Linked DNA regions of Mus musculus: regions 1, 2 and 3 are each linked to region 4. A link is a loop called in an ENCODE intact Hi-C map of the cell type or tissue named here. Cell type or tissue: left cerebral cortex. All regions are shown on one strand. Region 1 overlaps Bst1 (bone marrow stromal cell antigen 1). Region 2 overlaps Bst1 (bone marrow stromal cell antigen 1). Region 3 has its middle 36 kb from the start of Gm40296. Region 4 holds the start of Gm35762 (a long non-coding RNA gene).

Evidence for each region. A loop is a pair of places that touch in the nucleus more often than their neighbours do. Peaks named below come from ENCODE experiments on the same cell type or tissue, not always from the same donor. Only the 100,000 strongest peaks of a DNase experiment are listed, where the experiment ranks them.
Region 1: it touches region 4 in a loop (6-fold over the local background); 12 of 42 quality-filtered maps call a loop at or near these places.
Region 2: a loop joins it to region 4, with 2.4 times the contacts of the local background. A loop is called at or near these places in 10 of 42 quality-filtered maps.
Region 3: it touches region 4 in a loop (12-fold over the local background); 6 of 42 quality-filtered maps call a loop at or near these places.

Annotation. Positions count from the first base shown.
Region 1 is chr5:43,835,317-43,840,316 of GRCm38, forward strand. It overlaps Bst1 (bone marrow stromal cell antigen 1), which reads left to right. Exons shown (of 9, transcript NM_009763.3): 7 at 2,145-2,231. Among named protein-coding and RNA genes, the nearest start is that of Bst1, 19 kb to the left of the region's middle. In left cerebral cortex, CTCF peaks have their summits at 1,525 and 2,224 (motif pointing right); DNase peaks (open chromatin) are centred at 1,485 and 2,221.
Region 2 is chr5:43,822,573-43,827,572 of GRCm38, forward strand. It overlaps Bst1 (bone marrow stromal cell antigen 1), which reads left to right. Exons shown (of 9, transcript NM_009763.3): 5 at 2,756-2,832; 6 at 3,692-3,784. Among named protein-coding and RNA genes, the nearest start is that of Bst1, 6.2 kb to the left of the region's middle. In left cerebral cortex, no CTCF peak of the experiment used is centred here; no DNase peak of the experiment used is centred here.
Region 3 is chr5:44,268,113-44,273,112 of GRCm38, forward strand. No RefSeq gene overlaps it. Among named protein-coding and RNA genes, the nearest start is that of Gm40296, 36 kb to the right of the region's middle. In left cerebral cortex, a CTCF peak has its summit at 639 (motif pointing left); a DNase peak (open chromatin) is centred at 602.
Region 4 is chr5:43,669,117-43,674,116 of GRCm38, forward strand. It overlaps Cc2d2a (coiled-coil and C2 domain containing 2A), which reads left to right. Exons shown (of 38, transcript NM_001359906.1): 4 at 2,105-2,188; 5 at 4,576-4,699. It overlaps Gm35762 (a long non-coding RNA gene), which reads right to left and starts at 2,827. Exons shown (of 2, transcript XR_376931.3): 1 at 2,271-2,827; 2 at 1-2,111. In left cerebral cortex, a CTCF peak has its summit at 3,125 (motif pointing right); DNase peaks (open chromatin) are centred at 212, 2,380, 3,231 and 4,221; H3K4me3 peaks cover 1,014 bases; H3K27ac peaks cover 890 bases.

The DNA.
Region 1 (5,000 bases), 170 kb after region 4:
TCCCCGCTTTACTTCTGATAGATTGCCCTGAATTTCATCCAGAATTTTCAGCCCTATCTTAATCACCTGATAACATGTGAAAAGGAACAAAAGGGCTCCTAACATTAGAAAAAATTCAAGGCCAAACATTTTCCACTTTACTTCTGATAGACTGTCTTGAATTTCCTTAGAAAGTTCAAGGCCAGGCGTACCTCGTAAAGCTGTACTCACTGGTACTCTCGTTCCCCAGCTGAAAAGTTCTGAATTCATGCAGTTGAATCCTTCTTAACAGTCTGCTTTACGGGAACCTTTATTACCGCGACCCGCAGTTCTGGTTCTGGAATGAGGGATCTTCCTTGTGCCGGTCCCGAGTTTTCTTGTATTTTTTCGTCCCGGATTTTTTCTCGTCCCGGATTTCAGCACCAATTCTTAATCGCGTTCTCACGCCCGGCCAGGAAGAACACAACAGACCAGAATCTTCTGCGGCAAAACTTTATTGCTTACATCTTTGGGAGCCAGGAGGGCAAGCGCCCAGTGCCCAGCCCCAAAAACGAAAGCCCCCTTCAATAATGAAACCGAAACCCCTTCCCTATTTAGGAGAGTTATATTTCGCCTAGGACGCATCACTCCCTGATTGGCTGCAGCCCATGGCCGAGCTGACGTTCACGGGAAAGGTAGAGTACAAGTAGTCATAAAATACCCTTGGCACATGCGCAGATTATTTGTTTACCACTTAGAACACAGGATGTCAGCGCCATCTTGTGACGGCGAATGTGGGGGCGGCTCCCAACAGATGTATATATTATACATGCAGGATTTACAAACAACGATATATGTTTATATGTGTCCACATACATACAGACGTGGGCTGAAGCACACAAACACACTGTATAGCATTCAATGCTACACGTGCAAAGCCTCTAAACTTATACACAGCAGCTCCTCCCCTCTTGGTTGCGATTTAAATGCCTAGTGGAAGATTGACATTTTATGTATAGTATTTTTTCCTGTCAGTAAACCTACAATGAAGTTTCTTTTATAAATTGGGCACAATAAGAAAAAACAAGAACAACGAGTAATAAAATAGAATAACAATATTATACAATAATTAAAAATTGAATGCGATCTAGCTTTTAAATATCCCACTGTATTCATGCCTCCATGCCAGGGTGAAATGAAGAGTGACTGTGTGCGCTCACTGTGGGCAGAACTTCTGTGCTGCAGACTATGACAGCAAACCCAGCACATTTCTTCGGCAGAACTTCCTAGATAGATTTTTCTTTTGCAGGCTTAGGAACCTCAGCTAAGCCTAGAGAAGACTTTCCAAGTCAAGAATTTTTACCTAGAAGAAGCTCACAGCTTCTCCAGCATATCCAAATTGCCGGCACAACTGCTCTGGTGTTTTGAGAGCCAAAACAAAGGCTGCAAGTCCATGCCAATCCATCTGGCATCCAAGACGATGACTTAGCGACCAGTGGACAGGAGGCATACAGTGTGGCTATGCTGGCCCAGTGTGGTGTGTGATGCACCTCCTGGTGAGACAGAGTGGAACAGCAAGAGATTTCCTCCTGCCGATCAAGGAGTGCAATTTAAAACTTCTGAATGGTTTTGTTTCTGGAATTTTCTTCTTAGTATTTTCAGGCCAACATTGACTGGCTAACTGAATCACGAAAGCATAACTGTGGGTACGTCGGGGGTGGGCGGGGCGGGGCGGGGCTAATATCATCTAGAAGGTCTTAGCAGTGATTATCTCTATGGTTGAGACTTGCAATGATCTTTTTCTCTTCTGCTGATTTGCATTCTCTAACTTGAAACTTTGGATACTGTTATTATTTGAAGCTTTTGGTATAGGTGGAGCAGATTCACCCCGCTGGGGACCATCACAAACGTTTGCTGCGGGGCAGACATGACTACAAGCGGTGCAAGCGGTGCCATCCCTGCCCCCACACCCTCCGTGTTTCTTTCCTGGTGATGGGTCTCCAGCGAATGCTCAAATGTTCGGCTTTCCAGTGATCCTCTAGAAGGAAGAACATTCAGGATGGCCTAAAGATCTTCAGTTATCTCTGAAACAGCTTCTTCTACCTTTTCCTCCTTCTGTAGTCTGTTTGAGTAAACAAACAAACAAACAAACAAACAAAACAAACCCACACTTGTCTATGTTTTAGGGAATCCTGTGGCGAAGGCAGTGTGAAAATCCTGGAAGACAGATTGGAGGCCCTGGGGTTCCAGCACAGCTGTATCAATGACTACCGGTAGGTGGCGCTATGTATAAGCACTTTGAATAATTAGAGCTATTCAAAGAGTTGGTTTGGGCTGTGGCTGGTGACTTCCGGGTTGCCTAGGGGTGAGTGGGCAGGGAGACCCTTCCTGAGTTCATTTTAATGACAGCTGGAGGAGTCTGCTTTTTCCCTTCAGCCTTGGTTGATGTGTGACGAGATTGAGAGCCATGGGCTGTGGTCACTATATCTTTAAACCACAGTACAAAAGATACTAAGCTGAGCATTTGTTTGACAGATGGGTCTTAACCATAGATACTAAGAAATAAGTCATATCAATCACTGTCTATTGAGACACTGTGACCTGAACTTTATATACTGTGACTTGGGTGTCATCAAGGGCTTTTTCTACACAGATGTTAGCAAAGACTGGCTCTAAGCCTGGGGTGGTTGTAATCTCTTCTGGACCCAGAATTCCTGCCTCTGCTCCTCTCTAACTGCCCCCCCCCCCGCCGCCACCCCGATCCCTTTTAAAGATAAGGTTTCTCTGTATAGTCTTGGCTGTTCTTAAACTCAGAGATCTACTTGTCTCTGTCTCCTGAACACTGGAATTAATGGCATGTGCTCTTACCAGCACTTCAGCTCGTAAGTGTGCAAGCTGAATAGGTTTTCAGTTCAACACTGAAAGGCCTTCTTAGACACTAATGGGTGTGTCTAGGCAGAATGTCCTGGAGTATTCTTGCCCGGCACCATAACGTTGCTGCCTTCTGCCTTCCCAAAGCTGTATGAACTGCACCATTCTCCCAATTGATTACAACCTCAGGATGTGTGGGTGACGTCATCTGTGAGTGACGCCATCCCTGTTCCAGGCCTCCATGACTCTCACCTGTGCCCCTTTACTTATGATTGCTCATGCTGACACAAATGCAAACGCAGGTGCCATCTACCATCCACTTTAGAAGCAAATACACTTTTCTGGACATATAGCCTGTATACAGGGAAATGTATACATTTCCCTACACAGTTCAGTGTGCAGCAGCTCAGCTTTCCAGTTATCCTCTAGAGGGAAGATCCCCTAGTGTCTTGAAGAGTCCCTGTTTGTCACAGCTGTCTGCTCCTGTGGTATCACTGGCTAGATTTGTAGCGTTGTGAGTTAGTTTTGTCTGTCTTTGGGCTGTAAATATTCTCTGTTTGTAGATGAATTACGAAGTTTAATAACTGGCTCAAGGTCAATACTCAAGATCAGAGTTGATTTTTGAACCTGACTTTGTGTAGTCTTGAAGCAAACATCTCCCCAGCACTTCCTACTAATGTTCCCACCTGTGTTAAAGTACCATGTGTTAGAAATACTTCTACATGGGCAATTCTTACTGCATTACAGCTCAACGATGAGGACAGATTTCAGTTACCACCACTTTTTTCTGGCCCAAGAACTCTCTAGAAAGGCTCTTTTTTCAATCTCTAGCCAACACTGTAGCAGTCAGGCCAGACCCCAAAGCCCTTTCCCCCATCACAGCTGACTTGGGTCTCAGTTTATGTCCCTCCTCCCTTGTGTGGCGTCCACTTCTTCTGGCTGCTGGCTCTGGGACTCCAAGCTTCACTCAGCTCCTGCAGGCTCCTGTTCTGTGTTGTGGCCTTTCTGTTGCTCCAGGGTAGCAAAGAATCTAAGGTTTGAATATAAATGAAGATCAACCCAAACATAGGTAAGACTCTCCTGACCCTCAGCGTTCAGTGGAATGGCCTTTCGTCTTGAGTCAGCCCAAGTTCACATAAGGGTCTTTGGTGACACTGGCAGAGCCTTATCTCTACACAGACTCTTTCTTCTTGGTTGGTTTCTTCCAATACCACAATGGATCAGACTCCACAAAATTCAAAGTCTGTCTTGGTCAAAAGACAATAACAACCGAATTTATTTCTTTTTAAATATGTTTGGACAGATTGCATCTGTTGACACTCAGGAGGCCAGGGTGGTAGGATCACTAGAGCCCAGAAGTTCAAGAGTAGCCTAGGCATCCTAGTGAGATACTATCTGCAAAACCCACTAGCCATAAAATGTATGTATACAGACTAAACTTCACTGTAAGTAGGCGACTCTAAGCGGGGACTACAGCGCCTGCAGTGCATGCCTGTGTAACTCTTCCATGTCTTCCAATTCTTTCCAGTCATCTGGTCATAGAGGTGTTGTCTTAGTCTGCCTTGTATTTCACGCCTTCTGTGTCACTGTCACCTGCCCCTGCTTCTGTTGCTGCCTTCCTTCCCTCCTGGTTGCCCTGGAACTTCACATTTTCTGCCTCGATTATACTAGGCAATGAGCATTCTCAATTGGGCTATTGCTCACGTGCTTTTCGTTCAACCTTCTGTCCAAGCACACATCAAGGAGTTTTCCTAATAAAGTAGGAGGTGCAGGCAGGAAGGGTCTGGATTAGCCTACCACATTCAAGGATAGATCTCTCACTCACCACTGTTAGAACATAAGGAAAACAGTCAGCTTCATCTGCAGCAAATTGTGGTTGAAAATAGGATCGACTTCATTAGATTGTTGAGGGTCGGATGGTATGACCTAAATAAAACACAGACAATATTTGTGGAACATAGTAAGTGCTGGATAAATGCTACCTGTTGTGAGAAGGGTGCTGAGACAGGGTCACTCTGTATAGCTCTGGCTGTCCTGAAACTTTCTATGAAGACCAGGCTGGCCTCAAACTTACAGAGATTTGCCTGCCTCTGCTTCCCTCTCTAGTGCTGGGACTAAAGGTGTGAGTCACCAGTCCCAGCCTAGCCAGTATTGTTTATAAAGGAGGAAAC
Region 2 (5,000 bases), 150 kb after region 4:
GGGACTGTCAGCATTCCTCCTGCACCGTGGCGTGTTTAGTGGTTCAAAGCCGTGTTCATTCTTAGTGCTGTAAAAAATGGCTTTGATTTTACAGGAGAGCCTAGGAAAGTGGAGACTTCACTGTAGGCATCAGAGGTGTCCACAGAGTAGCCTTAATGGGAGAAGAGCTGATGGGCTACTAATAAGTCGGAGCCACGGAAGTGTTGCTAAGACATGTCTGTGTCTCTGAGGACATTGCCCTCACAGTTCATGGGAGCTGTCAGTGGCTATAAAATGACATTGTTTGTAGCCTACAGTCTCTGCCATGAGTATTGGAATAAAGATTAGAAACAAGGAGGGCTAAGTCCTTAGCTCTGTGCTGATGGTTAAATGTTGATTGTGCTGATTGAGAAGCAGGAAGAAGACGGGGGACTTCTACCCCTCCCCTTTCAGAGGTGATGTGTCCTTGCCTCCCCTTGTCTACTTTGCTCTCTAGGAGTTCAATGGTGCCACTGATAGGGTGAAGGACTTTGGTCAAACCTTCCACCGGGGCCACACAAAGGGATTCCTGTAAGCATAAGACCTCATGCTGAAGACTGTATACTTCAGTTAGCTCCCACGGGAGCAGTGTTTGTTCCCACTTTTGGGGGGAGGGTTTCATCTGAAATACAGGCTCTGGTTAACTGCCATAGACTCTTATTGGAGACTGGAAAGCTTAACACAAATAAAGAGGGCTCCGATCAACACTGTCCATAAAAGAACTGTAACACAGGCTACTATGAATCTTCCTGACTTTAAGGTGTGTTCCTCAACTGGCTGCAAGTATGGGAAAATAGTATCAATACTTCCAATTTTTTGTTTGTTTGTTTTTGTTTTTCGAGACAGGGTTTCTCTGTATAGTCCTGGCTGTTTTGGAACTCACTTTGTAGACCAGGCTGGCCTCAAACTCAGAAATCTGCCTGTCTCTGCCTCCCAAGTGCTGTGATTAAAGGCATGCGCCACCATTGCTGGGCTAATACCTCCTACTTTTAAGCCCTTAGAGTACATTGGATAGTTGAAGCTAAAGCAAAGCTAATACCGTACAGTAATGAGAGGGACTGAACCTTATAAGTAGTCAATAAATGTTGTTGTTATTATTATTACTATTTGTGGTGCTGGGGGTCAAAGTTAGTTTCTTTATTGTACATACCTAGCAAGTTCCTACCATGAACTACATCTCCCAGGCTGAAATGCTAGGAGTTTAAAGGTTTCATCTATATAGCCATCCTCTGAGGTAACTGTTAAGACTTGGAAAATTAATCACAAAGAGGTCAAAAATATTTCCCTGAGGTCAAGATTGTAGTAAGTTGGTGAACCAGGTTTCAGAAACAGGCTTGTTAGCTTCAGAGGCTGGATTTTCAACCAATCCTTTCCACAGCTATGGGCCACGTATGCCCACATCCTTTTCAATGTTTTCCCGTCATCATCGCAACCACTGCTCGTGGTAGAGAATAGCAAGTTACACAAAGACAAATGAGAGCCCCCATATTCCCACCACCAAAATGCTACCCCCTTCACACAGAGGTGGTCAGACTTCAGCATCCGAAGACTTAAACTGCTACTGTTAGTACTGGCACAAAGCAGCTGGAGAGAACTGGCACTAGATGATCTCTGCTTTGGAGCACCTGGCATCAGGTGTCATTTCATTAGTGAGTAAACCTGTCTCTGAGGCTCAACGACAAGAAGTCTCCACTACCCTAAGAACAAGACCAACTAGACATCCGCTTATTAATCTGTTTATTTAATGATACCAAAGACTGAACCCCAGGCCTTGTGCATGCTAGCATGCCTGAGCCATACCCTCAGCCTCACGTTATAACATTGCAGGGAAGCTCATCTTCTGTCTGTCTAATCTTGCACTCTGTCTTGAATGTAACCATGTCCTATGACCGTGCATGTCCCTTGTAGCTTCATACTAGTGGTGCATTAATTATTCAGAGTTTGATGCTGTGTTGGAACCTAGTGCACCGTTTCCTTGCTGTTCGAGCTGGTGAGCATGTTTTGGTCTTGTAAGCCCATGGCCCTGTGCACATGTGTATGCGTGCAGGGCTTGTGGTGGGACTTGGTACTGTTTCCCAGGAGACATCTACACCTGTGAATTGTGATCTGCTTTGGCCGGTTATTTACATGAGACTTCTATGGGCCAATGGGCTGTGAGTGGGAGTGTCATGTGTGACTTGTAGCCCAGGTCACTGCCCTGTCTCCCTTCCTGGCAGTTAACAACTTTGCAGGTGTGGTGGCTTCCTCATACTGAGAACTCAAAGTGCCAAACCACCAGAGGCCTGTGGTGACTGACTGATCTGTGGGAGCACAAAGTGAAGCCTTGTGTGACGACACTGCAGTGTTGAGGCTATTTGTCACATCAGTCTAGGCTAGTTTACTCTAGCAGACACGATGGCGTGTGTCCTCAGATTACCTGACATGGAATTACTGAGTCTGTGGATGGGGGACCTTAAAGACGATTTGCTTCTCCGAATGAACCAGTCAGTCTGCATCTCTACTAGACACGCAAAATACAAAATTTTCCTCTATTGAAAATTGTCAATTAAAAAAAAAAAACCCTCTTTTGGGATAGCATTGGAAATGTAAATCAAGAAAATACCTAATTAAAAAAATACCATAAAAAAAGAAAACCTAAATAGAAATAATAAACACTCAAAAAAAAATACCTATTTCTACAGCACAAAATGATGTGTCTTCATTTGCTCAAAAAAAAAAATTGTCTTTCTTCCTGCAGTATTCAAGAGACAGTTCAGGGGTGATCAACGTCATGCTGAATGGCTCGGAGCCAAAAGGAGCCTATCCCACGAGAGGGTAAGGACACCAGAGACACCAAACGAAAGGCTAGAGAAGCTCCTCAGACCCAATTTGATGTTTGCTTTTGTACAGCGTGGTATAGTAAGTAAAACAGTTGAATGATGTGTTGATCAGAGACATGTATAAACAGTTAAACTGTTAAGAGCAGACCAATACCCTGGCAAGTCTCCAAAGGTAGATGGTAAGAAGAACTCCTGGAGGGACAGGCCGGTAGGCAGTGCTTGCTGTGTAAACACAAGGGCATCGGTTTGATCCCTAGAACTCTAGTACAATATCTGGGAGTGGCGGCACATTTGTAATCCAAATGCTGTGGGGGCAGAGACAAGTAGACGTCTAGGGCTCACTATTCCAGACAGACTAGTCTACTTGGAGGGTTCCAGGATATCATGAGAGACTAGACAGTGCCCAATTTTGTTCTCCAGTGTACATACACTCACACACATACAAATGTGCACCCTCATACACATAAACATGTGCATGCACTCAACGTGTAAAATGAGCACTAGAAACTCTTTTCAGGGGAGACAGGGTCTCTCTGAATTAGCCCCAACTGTTCTGGAATTCACTATGTAGGCCAGACTGGCCGTAAACTCAAAGAGATCTACCTGCCTCTATTTCCTGAATGCTGGATTTAAAGGCATGCACTACCACAACTGGCTTTCCTGGGAACTTTTCAAAACTTTAATGTATAAACAAACTAATGGCCAAAATGGATTAGTTGTTACATTGTGTTAAGACTTGAAGAAGTGTTCTCTTAGGTTGAAGGCAGGACTCAATGTCAGAGAACTTGCCTAGCGTGTACAGACTCAAAGCCAAGGAAGAACAGATGAAAATAAATGTCCTCCTTGTCTCCCAGGTTTTTTGCAGATTTTGAAATCCCGTACTTACAAAAGGATAAAGTCACAAGAATAGAGATCTGGGTTATGCATGACGTTGGAGGGCCCAATGTGTAAGTTTTGGGGCTTGGGGCGGTAGCTGTGAGGTCTTGCTTTGCTTGGATGTGATATGATCGTGGCCCCTTTGCTCTGAGCATGCCAGCCTCTGATTCTAATGTGACTGGTGAGGAAGGAGAACCGATGAGAAGGCCAGCGTGCTCCTAGCCTGGCACCATGCTGATTTTTATGAGTGGCATTGGGAGTTATGGATAAATGAGTTTCTTACATATTTCTGAGGGTCAAAGCCAGCTTCTTTTTCCTGTCACCTGAAGGCTCAATACCCTCACCAAAGCTTTCAAGATCATCCCAGGGCTAGTCTATGAGGAAGCCTTTGCTCTCTGTAGAGCAACCACTTCTGTAAGTAGGTGCTGGCTGACTGGTGAGGACCAGACTTCAGAGAACTACAGCTTCTCAAAACGACTTGAGTTTACATATAAGCAAGGGTGGAGCTCATCTTTTCCATGTCTGAACACCACTGCCAAGGAGCCTAAAGACCCCCTAACTACCTCGTCAACTTGCTTATAGTTTTCAAACAGTTCTACCTGCTGTTTTAAATTTTGCCAAATTAAAACGTTAAACCCATTTGGTCCAGAAGCTTGGCAGTAGGGCCACAGTTTGTTTCCAGCTAAGCAGCCATGAGGGGGCTTCAGAGGAGAGGCCTGCTCTTCAAAGCCTTGATGTCACATGTAGGGGAATATTGCCAAACTCAAGGATGCATATGACACAGAATTTGTGTGTCGAGAGAACCTTGAAAAGTTCCCTTTCAAATATGGCCTAAGTCTCACCTCATGATGGCTTACCATCCCCAGTTGGGTAACAGATTGCAACAACTTCAGAAACTGTGTATTACATAAGTTTTACCAAGATCTGCATTTTTCTTCCTAGAAAATAAACTATGCTTAATGTTGCATGAAAATCATTATACTTTGGGTTTTTTTAAAATTGCCTTTTATAGAAGTTTCTCTTTTTCAACTGGTTATGTTGTTATATCTACTAGATTTTGTCCTTTGACCCTGCATTTGGGAAATGTCATTTTAACATCTCAGGTCCTCGCCTCTGTGGTAGGAGGAATTCAAACGTGATCAGAACACCTGCTTGTAATATTTGATCCACAAGACGCAACTGCTTGCAGGTTATGAGCTCGCTAGCGCCCACTTGGATGTCTCAGATTCTAAGGAAAGCAATGAAGCTTAGCACTAATGAATTGTGTCACCATAGGGATTACGTTCA
Region 3 (5,000 bases), 600 kb after region 4:
AGGAAGCAGGAACTGATGCAGAGGCCATGGAGGGATGTTCTTTACTGGCTTGCCTCCCCTGGCTTGCTCAGCCTGCTCTCTTATAGAATCCAAGACTACCAGCCCAGAGATGGCACCACCCACAAGGGGCCTTTCCCCCTTGATCACTAATTGAGAAAATGCCTTACAGTTGGATCTCATGGAGGCATTTCCTCAACTGAAGCTCCTTTCTCTGTGATATCTCCAGCTGTGTCAAGTTGACACAAAACTAGCCAGTACAGTCCCCCATACCCTCCTACTCACGCCCCAACCCACCCATTCCCACTTTTTGGCCCTGGCATTCCCCTGTACTGGGGCATATAAAGTTTGCATGTCCAATGGGCCTCTCTTTCCAGTGATGGCCGACTAGGCCATCTTTTGATACATATGCAGCTAGAGTCAAGAGCTCCGGGGTACTGGTTAGTTCATAATGTTGATCCACCTATAGGGTTGCAGATCCCTTTAGCTCCTTGGCTACTTTCTCTAGCTCCTCCATTGGGAGCCCTGTGATCCATCGAATCTCCTTTCATTGTTGGGTTTTCACAGTTGCTCTTGGAGCTTCTGACAGCAGAGATGGCCTGTCTCCTTATATGCTGTTACGTGCTGCCATCTAGTGAGAGTTGTGTCTGAATTTTACTAAAATCTATGAGTCCTTCAAATAAAGTAATAGTTTAGGGTAAAAACACAGATATATTTAAGATTTTTCTGGGCAACAGAAGATATAAAGCCTATAGTATATGGGTTTTTTAAAAGTGCTATTAGCATATAGAAAGCTCTGTTTTTAGATTTTTAGAAAATTTGGGTACATGTTAAGTTTTGAAGATATTGCCTCCTTATATATAGCTTGCTCTGCTGTGAAACTTGTTATCATTCTTTTCATTCTCAGAAGAGGCGGACATTTAGAAAAACAGGGGATGTTTTCTGGAAAAACAGCCATCATTTATACTTCTCCCCCTCTCCAGTATTTACTGCCACTTATGTCATCCCTGGCCCCCACATCCCTCCATCTCTGTCTGCCTAATTGTGGAGGTCTATTTAATTTCTCAGCAATGTCTTTAGGGTTTGAAATTTCCACTCATGAAAAGGAGAGTCACAAGCAGGTCATGGATTCCTGGATTTACTCATCTAGGCATGACCTGAGAATTAAAAAAGATATACTTTCTTCACATCATAGAACACACACACACACACACACACACACACACACACCACACACCTACATACTACACACACATACACACACACACACACACCACACACCTACACACTACACACACATATACACACACACACCACACACACATACACACACTACACACACACACACACCACACCTACACACTACACACACATACACACACACACACACCACACACACACACACACACACACACACACACACACACACACACACACCTAGCCAGGCCTTGTGGTGTTCTCTGTTTCTGAGCTGAGATTAAGCTGCGTGGCTGTAGAGGCTCCAGGCACTAGGCTATGTCCTTATCCTGGTTGGGAGAGCTTGAGAAGGATGAACTGGGATGGGAAAGAAATGCAATTCACCAAGACAAAGATGCAGTGGATGTGATCTCTCAGGAGCACCTAGCGTGGTCCATAGCTATGAAGACATGTCCATCAACATAGCCTTGTCAGGGAGATCAGGCGATGTCTTTGGCCAGGGTGCTCAGGCAAGGAAAGACAAGATTAAAATTATAGGTCAGCATCTACCCTTTCTCTCTTGACATAAATGGAGATGCCCAACTCATGGGCCCCACAGCCTAGCCATCCACCAGGACTCTAGAAACAAATGACTTTCCATGCAAGCCTTCATTAGCAACTTTTCACACTGTGACAGCAAAATATGATTAAAGAAAGTTAAGGAAGGGAGGAAGGAAGGAAGGAAGGAAGGAAGGAAGGAAGGAAGGAAGGAAGGAAGGAAGGTCTTACTTTAGCTTACTGTTTTGGGGATCATTCCACTGTGTCTGGGAAGACATAGTGGCAGGAGCTAGAGGCTGACTGGTCACACTGCATCTGCACCATATGAACTGGAATTACGATTGTGCTGTAAGACCTTAAGGCTTCCCCGCCAGTGACCCATTTCTCCTAAAGGTTCCAGAACTTTCTCAGTGTTCTCAGCTGGAGGACAAGTGTCCAAACATGAGACCCTACAGAGGATATTCAACCTTCACATTACAACTAAGGCTGCAAGCCATAACCGTGACAGCAATGTTCTTATCAGCTTAATTGTTACAGTTAGAGATTCATTATTAATATCAGTCAAATATTAGCTTTTTATAGCAATGCAAGCAATGTTGGGAGTGAAAGAAGTCACTATATAAAATAAATAAGAAACTAAAATAGCTCTGGATTTGTACTGGTATCTAGTACTTGTATCTTACACAATGTGTAAGCAAACACTTAAAGAATTTCAAGGAGACATTGAAACATTTTCTTCAATGATGGTAAAATTTAACTAACTTTTAAAATTTGTGATGAAGTGCATATTCCAGAGAAATTAGAAAATGTGCTTTTAGCATGATATTTTTATTATCTGAGGATTTTATACAACATATTTGGTCATATTTATTTGGTCATTATCTCTTACCTCCCTCTTCTCCTTTACTCCCTCTGCACACACTCTCTTCTTTATTTTTAGAACTTATAATACAATCAAATAAGCATAATGGAACTCTGATTTACTCAGAGAATGAAGAGACAGTGACCACAGAACAGGTCTGACCAACAATCTGAAAGGAGACACACCACAGACCAAGCTGTCTGGCAAACTAATTTGGAAATGCTAAAAAAATAGAATGCCCACACTTTCACAAAATTTAAGAAATTTACAGTTTTGATTACTAGTGTGTATCCCAAGAAGAAACGGAAATAAAATTTCTGAAGTGTCAAGCTGAGTAACACTACAAAATAATTGCTAATAGACTTCAGCTATCAGAGTCCTTTTAAATTCACGATCTTCATACAAAAACATCTAAAACTCCCAAACCAGAACAACACACCCGGCATTGTCTACGGGGTTAGGAAAACAATGGTAGAATAAGCTTAACATAAGAGAAGGCAGTGACAGAAGGCAGAAACAACTAAAGAGGAAACAAAAGGAAACAAACACTAAAGCTAGCCTTGGTGAAGACCAATGAAAGCTTCTAGCAATGGTTATTAGTATTAGTAATAATGGCAAATGAGAAATAGCAGCAGCAGGATGAGAGGAATCCCAGCAGCAGAGATGAAAGACACTATCTAAAGATATCACGAAGCATTCTATGCCCCTAAATTTGGAAGTAATTTGCCAAGTTTGCATAAATATATAGAGAACGAAAGGATTTATGAGAACAGAAAAATCTAAAAAGTCCTATTAACATTAAAGAAATGGAATCGCAGAATGCTGGTTGGTGTGTAGCAATTTCCTCCTAGCGGAAACCTTCCATCCTAGAAGGAGACTCTTAAAACTTAAGAAGGGAGGCGCATCAGAAACAGCCCCCATTCACCAGATAGCCAGGGTGGTTTCCATGTTTCCGGCTAAAGCTGGAGCTGGCTTCCAATCCTTAGGGGGAATGCCTGGGTTCGGGCTATTCTATGGATAGCCAATGAAGTGAGTGGTTCTGAAGTCAGAGAACAGGGGATTGGTTGGAGAGAACAGGGGATTGGTTGGAGAGAACAGGGGATTGGTTGGAGAGAACAGGGGATTGGTTGGAGAGATGCTGAGTGGATGGATGAAAGGAGCTCACAAAAACTTGGCTTTAAAAAGGATGGGGAGAGTCAGTACAGAAATGGGCTAGCCGTGTGTACATACACACCAGGGATTCTTCAAAAAATTCCAGGCTGTGCTCCCGAGGCAGTCAACTCCTATGGGAGGTTGAATCTGAGTGGCCTGTTTGTCCTGAGGCTGCTCAGAGGCTGAGGAGGCCGGCTCTGGTGGAAGGAGCTCCAGGAAGTTCTACCTAGAAGGGTGAAATAGCAGAGAGTTGGCAGTGGCTTGGATGAGCCACGAGTCTCCTTCGGGTGTGGCAGAAAGGGGAGGGGTGGGTATGAGCAGGGAAAAGGAAGGAAGGAGAAGGAAATTGACTTGCACCGGCTAAAGCAGACCAAGAAGTAAGTGGTGATGGAAATTCAAGCTGGGGGAAGGGAGGAGAATGAGGAAGGAGGTGGCACTTAAAGAGAAAATGACTCTGCTCTCAAGACCTAAATTGTATCTTTATATAATTTGGTTCCCGGCATTTTCTTTCTTTCTTTTTTTTTTTTAAGGAAGATTTATTTTTTTATTCATGTATTTTTACGTAAATGAGTGCTCTGTCTTCATACACACCAGAAGAGGGCATCAGATCCCATTACAGATGGTTGCAAGTCACCATATGGTTGCTAAGAATTGAACTCAAGGGCCCAGCACTCAGGAGGCAGAGGCAGGTGGATCTCTGTGAGTTCAAGAACAGCCTGGTCTACAAAGAGGGTTTCAGGACAACCAGGGACCTCTGGAAGAGCAGTCAAGTGCTCTTAACCACTGGGCCATCTCTCTAACTCCCTGGTTACCGGTATTTTTAATCCAAATCATTTTATTATAGATAACTGAAGCTAGTATGGTTTGAGTTTCATAATGCGAGCATAATTTCAGAAGCAGACCATTCTTTTTGACCCTAAACAAAACCAAACCTCATATTAGCTTGAATTTATTATAGTGTTAATATTATTTACTCCTTGAAAATGGGCTAATTCTAATTAAAATTGTGGTTTTTTTCTGCTCTAGAATGACCGGATATTGCATCCTATTACATTATTAAAATCATTTGCATGGTAATTATGGCTTAGATGTACTGGTGATTGACATTGTTTGCATTCTGGTAATGTTGTACAGTGGTTGTTCATTAATCACCGGCAAACTTTGCCAGATGGCACTGTTAAGGAAGTATGCACTTCTACTAAATGTATTTTCATTATAGTTCCTAAACGAATGGTTCCTAAACCAATGGTCCAGT
Region 4 (5,000 bases):
TTCATTATCATTTTCATGTATCAGTTCATTATCATTTGTCACATGTGACAAGGACAGAGGCACCTTTAGGCCAATCTGTTTGTTGAATTTAACAACTATCAGAACCCACACACGTTCTTTATCTGCCTTTGGTAAAGAAGGAAGCAAGCCTGCAGGCACCCCGGCGTCTAATCTCTACCTGGATGCTCGGGGACTTGCGTCACCATTCCATGAATCCAGCACACAGCAGCTCTCGCTGTATGCTACTGGGCCCAGCTCTGAGAACACCAATTCTAATAAATCTAATCATGTCTGACAACCTGAGGTTATGAAGGAAATCCTGTTCCTGGAGTCTCGCCATTTCTGACCAGATAAGGGAAGCCACCTACAGTGGAGACTGTGCCCACTCAGCAGAGGCCCAAGAGGCCCTTCAAACCCTTACTCCCACTTGGATTAAGGCTCAGGGGTTTGAGACCACAAGAAACAAAGCCCGGGGACACTTTTTTTTTTTTTTAGTTTATTTTTGCTTCATGTGTTTTGCTGTTTAACCTGCATGTATGTCTGTATGAGGGTGTCCAGTTGCCTGGAACTAGAGTCACAGACAGTTATGAGCACCAGGTAGATGCTGGGGATTGAACCTGGGTCTCTGGAACAGCAGCCAGTGCTCTTAACCAATGAACTGTCTCTTTAACCCCTGGTGGCACCCTTTATAAAGTCACACAGATTCACTTTAAGCAAGCTGACAGGTCATTGTAAGCCACACACACCTCTGTCTGTCATTCATTCACTTAAATAGTCTCTGGTGATCTAGTAGTGAAGAGAGCCCTATGACTTTGAGCTTGCATTCCATCCTTCCATAACTATTATGGACACTTACTTCCCCACGGACTGAGGATTAGGACAGTACTTGAAAACCAAGGATGGCTTAGATGTCTCAGAAGCTTGTCCAAAGCCCAAGAAAACTAACAATTGGACTCCGAGCCATGCTCGTCCTCTTGGGCATCATCCTCTTGATGATCTCTAACCTACAACAGTCCTTTGCTAGCAAGTCTGGGGAAAGGAGTTAGGATGGGGCCTCTACTCAGTACTCCTGTTAGACAGAGCTCATCACAAAAACAAAAGCTAAGCCACACCCATTCTCTGGCTGGGATCTCAGCTCCCTCCTCTGGAAGTGACCTCCATGTCCTAATCCCAATAGCTAAGGAGGAGGGGGAATGGGGAGATAGGAGAACGTGGATCAGCCACAACACAAGGTTTCTACACTAACATCCAAGTTCTGCATTCCAATTCTGCTTCAGTGGATTTAGTGAGGCAGTAGGAGAATCGATGAACTTGTTGTTGAGATTGTCTCACTTTGGAACTCAGGCTGCCCTTGAACTTTCTGGGTGGCCCAGGCTCGCTGCCTTAGCTCCTGGGTGCAGGGATCACAGGTGTGTAATACACAGCCAGCAAATTTAAAGTGTCTCATTCACTCAAAAGTGCCGATGCCCCTATTTGCAAAATTTCATAACTCAAAATGTCAAGGTTTGAGCACGTCAGAGATATTAGCTCTAATATCTTCGGTATCAGATGTACAATGCATAACGTGAAAAGAAGAATGCGACCTTCATTGGCCTTTTACCTGTCCAAAGAGATCTGCCAACATTCCCTGTGAGTTGAACTTTTCCTGCTAATTCAACTTACACTATTCTTTCCTTTTTCCTTTACCTGCTACTCAACTTAGAAAGCAGTAAATGAAATCCCACACGTGAGTCCATGCCGGTCCCCACTTCTCCATCTGTCCTGGAAGCTTCACTCAATACTCACCTTTCTTAATGAGAGTGGGGACCACAGTGTATTGCCCTATAACATCAGGACCTGGTACACAGTAGGTGCTCAATAAATGTTGAAAGTATGAATGAGCACTTGTAACAATAAAAATAGGAGCCTTAGTACCATCCCATCCCACTTATTTCAGTTAGAGGAGAAGTTGGCTAGAGCGTACCTATTCTGAGAAGAGTGGCGGGTAGGTGGCCACTTAGATTTTGTTTTCTGTCCCTTTGCTAACTCTGTGGTGGTGAGAACTGATGTCAGGGAGGAACTCGATACCTCAAGAGTCTTTTCTTCTCTTTTCCTTTTGACAAAGGACTTCACTGGAGATGGTGTGGACACAGAGGCGGGAAGACGGAAGAAGAATTCAAAGGTGCGAAGACAGCAGAGAAAGAAAAAGGTGAGAGGTGATGAGAACCTGTGTCTGTCCGGGCAGAGTGTTACTGATCCACATCACTGATGGACAGACGGCCTGCGCTCACCTCTGGGGAGCCACACAGGATACACCTGTGATGGCTAATCTTGGCTGTCAGTCTGACACTCGTGGGATATCTGTGGAGCCTTTGCTTGTTTAATAATTGATGTAGAAGGGTCTGGTCCACTGTGGGCAGTGTCTGTATAGTAAAGGCAGGTGATCAAGAGCCTGGCAGCAATACAGTAAGCAGTACCACTCCCTCCACAATCTCTCCTTCAGTTCCTGCCTTTGGGTTCCTGCAATGAATTCCCATCTTGACTTCCCTCTGTGATGATCTATTACCTAGATGTGTAAGATGAAAAAAGCCCTTTTCTCTTCAAGTTGCTTTTGGTCACAGCAATAGAAACTTAACTATTATGGCCCAGCAGAAAACATCCCTCTTTGGGCTTACTCCTGGAAGCTGTGGGGCAGGGATGTGTCTAATGTGAGATGCTGGTTGTCGGGCTTATAGAGATGGTACTCAGAATAAAGCTATGACCAGTATTAAGAGCTTGCTTCCTCTCTCTCCTCTCTTTCTTGCTTCCTTCTTCCCTCCCTCCTTTCCTTTCTTTCTTTCTCTCTCTCTCTTTCTTTCTTCCTTTCTTCCTTCCTCCCTCCCTCCCTCCCTCCTTTCCTTCTTTCTTTCTTTCTTTCTTTCTTCCTTTCTTTCTTCCTTCCTTCCTTCCTTCCTTCCTTCCTTCCTTCCTTCCTTCCTTCCTTCCTCCCTTCCTCCCTCCCCCCCTTCCTCCCTCCCTCCCTCCCTCCCTCCTTTCTTTCTTCTTTTCTTTCCTTCTCTGTGTTATCCTGTCTCTTCAAGTCTAGGAAAAAGGAAAGCAGCTAATTTGAGTATTGCCACTGATGGCCATAGACTATGGTGGGCGGTAGATGGCAGTGCAGGATAACAAATCTTAAGAGACTCCCTCTTTCTCCTATCCCGAGTCCCAAATTTTCAGCCAAAGATTAACTCCTGTCTCCCCAGCCTGCAGCCCCTGTTCCCCCACCTCTCTGCAGGAGTTCCATTCCTCCGCTGGAAACATCCCTGTAAGGTAACTCAGTTCCCTTATTAAAGAGCTGCTCTCCTGGAGAAGAAAGACAAGAAAGGGGCTTGTTATGGACTCGCCTGGAGTAATCATTAAGCCAGCCTGGGAGGGAAGGAAAGGAAGCGCCATTTTGAATTAGCAGTCATAAGACGAGACTAGACTGCCGGCTGAGGGCAAACAGACCTGGGCGGTGGAGAGAGCACTGGAAAAGAAGGGGACACCCCACCCCCACCCCCACCCCCATTCCAGCTCCTTGCAGCACACTTCCTGCTTCCCAGGGAAAGAGGGGAGAAAAGGACCCTTCTACCTTTCCTGCAGGCTGAATGCAGCCTGGGGAAGTGCGCTGGGGACAGACGGGAGCTGCAGCAGCGCCATGGGGCCACTCTCTGGCCACGTGCCTGAAGTTTTTACCCATTCTTACCAGTTCAGCCTGTTTGTTGCTCTGCAACCCTGGGCAGGGGACCCTGAGATGTCAGATAAAAAGTGTCTTTGAATCACAGAGTGAACAGAGAGCGACCAAATAAAGCTGCCTGGCATCCAGGACCTAGTAGGAGAAAGCCACAGGAGGGATGTAACAATTCAGTGGCTGAGTTTCAGAAACCCGAAATGAACAGGCACACTCCCGTTCATTTAGCCTGCTCTAGAGCCTTGATGCCGACCAGGGTTTTTATTCAGATGTTCACATCCTTTAGAGTCATCTAATCTATTTCCATCTGAATTTCTATGCTGCAATTCTTTGTGTATAACAATGAGTTCAGAGAGAGAGAGAGACAGACAGACAGACAGACAGACAGAGTATGGTTCCCCATTCATGGCAATGCTTTTACAGAGTAAGTGGTTACAGGCTTGCCCAGAGTTCACAGCCAGGCTGAATTGGCTGTGAGCTTTATTCGGTCTGGCCACACAGACATCCATACCACCCCTGCTTCCTCAAGACTTTGATGAAGATACTATAGACTGTCCTCAGGTGCACCTAGTGTGGAAACAGAATCAGCCCAGATTAGCCAGAGAAGCTTGAACAGTTCTTTCCTGTCGATCTGGAGCTGGAGATGAAGTGTTCTCCTGTGATTCCTACATAGCTTAAAGTTTTGGAAATTATCGTCTTATTTGGGGATGTCTCAACACTATGGTGGGAAGACCGTTAGTAGCAGCTCAGGCTGATCTGAGCAAGAAACCACAGTCTATAACGTGGATGGTACTAGGGCCCATCCCTTCTAAGGTACCCACCACTTCTTAAAAGGAACTGAGCCAACTAAACTCCTGATGTCTCAGAAACCTCTGATCTATTCACAGCCACCCGCCTCTCCCCCTGAGGAAATGGTGTCAGACAAATTCCAAGATGGTGGGCAGCAGGAAGTGGTGGAGGAAGAGCCCGAGACCAACCTCCTGAGCTTGACAGCCCGGCGGGGGCCCCGGAGTGAGTATCTTGGTTTATTTGGCTGGTAGTTATTAACTGCCAACCACAAGCTCAGCACTGAGCAGCATGAGGCTTGATTTGGAGCATTGTTTTTAATGTATGACCAGGAGCAAGGCTGCCTGGATAGGACAAAGCTAAAGGGAATATAGTAACACACAGAGGTTGAGTTTTGGAAGCCCTTCTTGAAGGGAGCTTCACCCACTTTACTGCAACTCTGTGGTACAATTTTTTAGGGTAGCATCAGACTAGAAGCCAAGACAGAGCGTTTGGGGGCTTCTCTATAACCAGGAAAGGTGGCTAG